Regions from separate parts of the Homo sapiens genome. Here region 2 is linked to region 1. Evidence: chromatin loops called from intact Hi-C (ENCODE). Cell type or tissue: endothelial cell of umbilical vein. All regions are shown on one strand. Each heading gives the region's core, and the rest is flanking DNA. Links, peaks and the distances in the headings are about the cores only. Region 1 has its middle 120 kb from the start of LINC02458. Region 2 has its middle 59 kb from the start of LINC02458.

What was found. Hi-C counts contacts between places; a loop is a spot of excess contacts. Peaks named below come from ENCODE experiments on the same cell type or tissue, not always from the same donor. Only the 100,000 strongest peaks of a DNase experiment are listed, where the experiment ranks them.
Region 2: it touches region 1 in a loop (6-fold over the local background); 3 of 110 quality-filtered maps call a loop at or near these places.

Annotation. Positions count from the first base shown.
Region 1 is chr12:88,896,588-88,899,513 of GRCh38, forward strand. No RefSeq gene overlaps it. Among named protein-coding and RNA genes, the nearest start is that of LINC02458, 120 kb to the right of the region's middle. In endothelial cell of umbilical vein, for the core only: no CTCF peak of the experiment used is centred there; DNase peaks (open chromatin) are centred at 564 and 1,334; H3K27ac peaks cover 2,500 bases.
Region 2 is chr12:88,959,338-88,962,263 of GRCh38, forward strand. No RefSeq gene overlaps it. Among named protein-coding and RNA genes, the nearest start is that of LINC02458, 59 kb to the right of the region's middle. In endothelial cell of umbilical vein, for the core only: no CTCF peak of the experiment used is centred there; a DNase peak (open chromatin) is centred at 1,274; H3K27ac peaks cover 1,054 bases.

The sequences.
Region 1 (2,926 bases), core at 179-2,678:
TAATAGAGCATTTGACTCATATTTTTGACTATAGTGTTCCAAGATTAATTAATAAAACTGTTTATTGATCCAATATGTTTTATATGGAATTTACCAGCTTGGAAATCAGGAAACCTGGTACATAATCCTGGTACTTATTCTGGTGATGTCTGACTCCAGATAAGTCATTTAAGTGCTCTGTGCCCCAGCTTCTTAACTGTACGTGAGAGAATTTTGTTAGCTTGTTTTAAGGTCTCTCCCAACTCTGAAAATAAATGAAGTTACCAATCTCTATGATTTACTGTATCAAGCTACTCTTTACTGGGCTAAACTTTTATTCATGTAATCTCCTCTAATCTGGAAGAAAATAATTCAAAGTCAAGAGGCAAAAGTAAGAAAGTGCTTTTTTACAGCACAAGGATAAATTTAAGCATGATGTATTCTCACATGCTTCATCTAGTCATTCATGAGAGTTTTCTTTCATTGTTACTCATTTCCCTAATTGACTTTATATTTGACACACGGAGCATCTGATACACGGAGATGAGGTCAAAATAATCATTGATGAATTTCCTTTCAAAAATGTAAAAGTTGCTTCCTATTGTATGAGGAATTCCTATTCCTGAATGAGGTCATTTTTTCCTATTCCTATAGGAATTCCTATTCCTGAATGAGGTCATTTTTTCTAAGTTACCAGATTCCAACACACTGCATTTATTTATCTAAGATTTGTAATTATAGACTGCTCTCTAAACCTATAAATATTTAACATAATATTTCCTTACAGATGTTTTAGAAAAACAAATGTTTCCTTTCTCTAATTCCTCAATTCAGTGAATCAGCTCTGGGATGAGAAATTTCATCAGCACTTGCTACCAAGACCAGGGAAATCTTTGTTCTTAAAAAAGAAAAAAAATTCTGAACCTCAATTTACAATGTTTATTACTTTCCCTTCCCCACCAAAAGTAATTTTCTACTATTACTCATATTATTTTTTATCATATTATTATCCTATTTATCATATTATCTATCATATATTATTATCCTTTATTTTAATTCAATTTACACACAGCCATGCTTAGTCTAAGTTTTATGTTAACTTTTCTAGAGACATCCTGCCTACAGTTTTTTCCTTATTCCAAAAATGGCAATAAGCCAAGCCCCACTTTCTTCTAACTTAATTTTTCCAGACATCTTAATGGCTATGTCAGTTTCCTGTCATTGTTCTCCTATAGGATTTCCTTAGTCCCCTCCTGATGCCTTTGGCGGGTACACATTTATACTGAAATTGACAAAGGTAGGGAAAAGTCATTAACACTGTTCAGAGGAGAAGAGACTTATTCATTATGACATAACTAAGTTGAAAAGCACAGCTAATGGACTATTTTGGTAGCATGACTTGAGATGCAGAAGCCTTTCAGTCCCTGGAAACAGTTGCCTCTAAATGGCACTCCCAAGGTCAGGAAGGAAACATGACATCACTGAGGAGCAGCTGCCTCTGAGGTAGTGAAAAGGAGCTTCAAGAAGCTCCTGTGATTAAAGGTACATTAATCATGACCATCCAGTTGGCTAAAAGATAAGAAAAATACAAGGATTTAAGGGCAAATTTAGAAAAACTCCAAGAAAAAAAGAGTTTGAGTTTTGTTTTCATATTCAGTGAGCTCTTAACCTTGAAAGAATGTTTCTTAATAAGCATTATTGTATTTTCATTCTGTAAAGAAAATAAGTGATATCATTTTCTTCTCACCTGTGAGTTCAAAAGCAGTACAGTTTCTCCCTGCAGAGTCCAGTGTGAACATTTAGACACTTATTTCACATTTATCTGTGTTGATTTGGACAGGAAAGAGGAGATATTGAACATGAACATTTTGAACCACAATATTTTTAAAAAGCATATCATTATTGAAGAACCTCCACATAGTATTTAAGGAATCCAAAGAACCCAATGTTGAAACATGCTTGAAAACTATTACTTTTCCTAATGTTAAGAGCTTTACTCAATGCCAAAGCAGACAAAGTTTTGCTATCAGTCCCATTCCTTATAACAATCTAACTCTTTATTTTTATTTGGAAACTATACTGAGCTGGAATATGTTGTAAAATTAATGAATATTGTCAACAGTAATAATATGTATGTTAAATATTAATATATATGTTTATGAAATATGTTTAACTTTAGACTCATTTAAAATTGCATCTCTTGAGTGGAGTATCTTAGTTTCGTATTGCTCTGTTGCAAATTAACACAGACTTAGTAGCTTAAAACAACACAAGCTTATTCTCTTACATCCCAGAGATCAGAAGTCTAGAATCCAAGTGTCAGCAGGGCTACATTCCTTCTGGAGACTTCAGGGGAGAAGTCATTTTCTTGCCTTCTTCGATCTTTAAAGGCTGTCTTCATTTCTTGGCTCCTGACCCTTTGAGTCTGTCCTTACATATCTTGCTACTTTCTTTGATCTCCTACCCCTCTCTTATGAAGTTTGTAAGTATATCAGACCCACTGAGATGATTCAGGACAGTCTCTCAATCTCAGAATCTTCAATTTAATCCATCTGCAAAGTCCCTTTTGTCATATAAGGTAAGATTTATAAGTATAGGGAATTAGAATGTGAACATCTTTGAAGGACCATTTTCAGCCTACCGCAATATACTTTACAATACTCAACAATATACTTTACAAATCTTAGTCTTAGTGGAAGATGACAGTCAAAAGTCAATTAAAAGATATTTATAAGAAGTCAGACAAAGATTCTACATGTTAACAACATTCTAAAAGTGGAAATACTGGGAATTAATTACATATGTGACAGAAAAACATTGCAGCAATAAAACGTGAGTCCATCAACTTAAGAAGGATAAAATGGCAAAGGAATGTTGAATATAATTAATCTGATCTGGGATTAAATTGGAAATTATGGAACTTGTAATTGCAAGCTTTGAGTGAATA
Region 2 (2,926 bases), core at 215-2,714, 63 kb after region 1:
AGTAAAAAGCTCTCTAATTTGAGGATTCATTAAGCAGCTGTTGTTACTTAGTTGATGTAGTCGATGCCTGAAATTCGCTGGTTTGCTGAATTAGTATAAGCAACTATGATATTCTAGCCAGACTGGTTTTCGTTTGTTTCATTCTGAGGTCAAGCTACTAGAAAACATAGACATCCAGCTAAAGAATACACCAATATTTTCTTGTCTCCTTAGACGAGCATTTATTCTCTCAAAGATTATTGAGCTTCTACTCTTTGAAAGAGCTCTTAAGATACTGCACAGTTGCCATTTTGTGGAGTAAACTTTGCCATGAGAATCTCTATTTTCTCTAGGATAAGTGAAAAAGGTGAGAAACTGGCCCTTTTTAAAATATTATTTTTGATTTATAATCCACATACATACATTCCCTCTCTCTACTTATTACTTCCCAGATTTTAGTAAGAAGAGAAGAGAAAGCAAATCATTCTTCCAAACTGCATAGCCAGACAGTATTATCTCTACTCTGCATGCTGGGCAGAAAGTCAAACATGACCAAAGAGGATAACTTGTGAAAAGTGTGAAATCGGACAATATCCCTCCACTACTACTGCAGAGTTTGTTGGAGATGAGTACCCACGATCCCATCATAACCAACCTTCTCCCTTCCTCCTGTTGATGGGCAGAATTATTTGGCCAAAAATTCCATCAAAAAATTATTACCCTTCCCCCTACTCAGTCTCTCCAAGTGATGAAAAAGTTGAAGAACCTAGTCTCTGCGGTCAATTTTTAATAGAGAAATCTAAGACTTTGTTTTAAAGGTATACATTCCCTTTCTGATTTTTAAATAGGTGAAAACAACATCTTCGTATTGTATCTTGAGCCCTAAATGCTAGCTTTCTATAAGTAAAGGAATCAGATTCATTTGTGAAAAAAAAATTGGCATCGGGGGCAGCCCAGGTAAAGCTGAACACCACATAGAGCAAAACATTTTCTCTAGACTTCAAATGTTCATCTTTACAAAAGATGCTGAAATGAGAACTCAATGAGGGAGCTGTAATTCTTTCCATTGGTGAGAAATTGGCACCAACTACAAACTGAAAAAAAAGAATTACTCTATAGTTCCTGTCCCCAAAGGTCACTCTTGGCCACATTTTGTCTCTGAAGACAGAGAATTGAAATATTATTTGTTCTTGTGAATAATTTTTTGTTCCTTTATTGAAATTCAATAGAGTAAAAATAACCGCTGCCTATTATCCCTTGTCTGTCAGCTCTACCTGGGCTGAGGTGGTGGGAAAGGACAGGAAGAGCTGCTACAGATGTTTAATAGAAGAAAGCCCTTTTTGGAATGTGTTTGCATGACTCATAAAGAACAGTTATTCTTAGCTTTCCTGTCACAAGAGATAAAGCTCTTTGTCCTACAATACAGGCATCTACTTAAAAGGAAAACCCAAGGTTCATTCAAAGCTAGAGTCCAATAATAAGCTCTCATTATAGTACTTGCCCCAAACTCCTGGAGTTATATTGTATCACTCTTTGCAAACCTGGAGTGCAATGTAAAATTTTATTCTGTTAGGCTTTTTGATTTGCCAGTTTTGCTACCTGGAAGAAACAATAGGCACTGCTTAATGTGCTAGTGATGACTTTAATTCAGTTACAGCAATCATTCATTTAGCAGTACAATAAATACCATACGCTATATAGAAAATTCTTCATCTTTTTGGATCACCTTTATAGAATCAGATCTTATAATCAAACCTCAATCTAATATTGATTATGTTTTGGATATGCCTGTCTTGATTCCCAGAACCAAAAAGCCAATAACATACTGAATCAATTTACTAAAGGATAGCACCACTCTTTGATGTATTAAATAGCAAGAGGTCAATGGAGACTAAACGGACTTCATTGAAATTAAAATGTATCTTCTCTTCAGGTTGCTTCTGAACCAGTTTCTTGCACGTTCTTAGATTTCTCTTCTTTTGGATCTTTTCAGCTCACCAATGTACCTTTTCCCTTTGATCACTTATTCACTCAGATTTTTATTCTTTCAACGTTTATTAAATGTTATTGAACACTTTCTTTGTGCCAAGCTCTATACTTGGGAAAATGATAGAAATTCTCAAGGATAGAAATTCCCTAGAAGGGAAGACAAATAAGAAAAATGTTCTTAATACATGGTAATAAGAGCTACAAGGATGGGAAGTTCCAAGGACTCTGTGAACTTAGAGAATACGTGCCCAGATCTCTCTTGAGCCAGAATGTGACTTTAGTAAAGGATTACCACTCTATCTCATAGAAAAGTAGGGCATATATATGTACATAGATATAGATATAGATATAGATATAGATATAGATATAGATATAGGTATAGATAAAGTTTTCCCCCTGGGTCAGTGGAAGGCAAGAGGAGAATAATCCTTATATGTGCTCTTTCTTCTATTTGAAAAACTACCCAAACTAAATCCTCCTGGTCTCTTAGGTCTTAGGAAGCCTTCTGTGACTACCTCTTCCCAATCCAATCCTCAAGTCTGGATTGGGGCAAGCTTCCTAATGTACCACAAAAGCACCCTGAATTTACTCCTGTAGTGCTTCTAGTGAGATTAAAACTGAATGCACCCAATGACTTAGATGTCCCTAAAATACTGTTTTGTTTTATACTGCCTACCTCTGGAGTCTCTATTTGCACTGATAATGGTGAGATGGGAGGACACTTGTCAATTAAAGATAATTCAGCCTCTTTCAGTTTAAAACAGTTTCTTTAAGAAATTCTTCTGTCAGTTTAATGCTCAAAATATTTCTCATTCTTCATTAGGGCTGTCTATGCTTTCTCAGAAGGAAGGGGCTTCGCTCACTCCCGCTTCCCTGAGATGGCATTTTGAAGAAGGGGAATCTCATTATGCATATAGCGCTAGGATGGTGTTCTTGTCCACATTTTGCTCTCTATTCC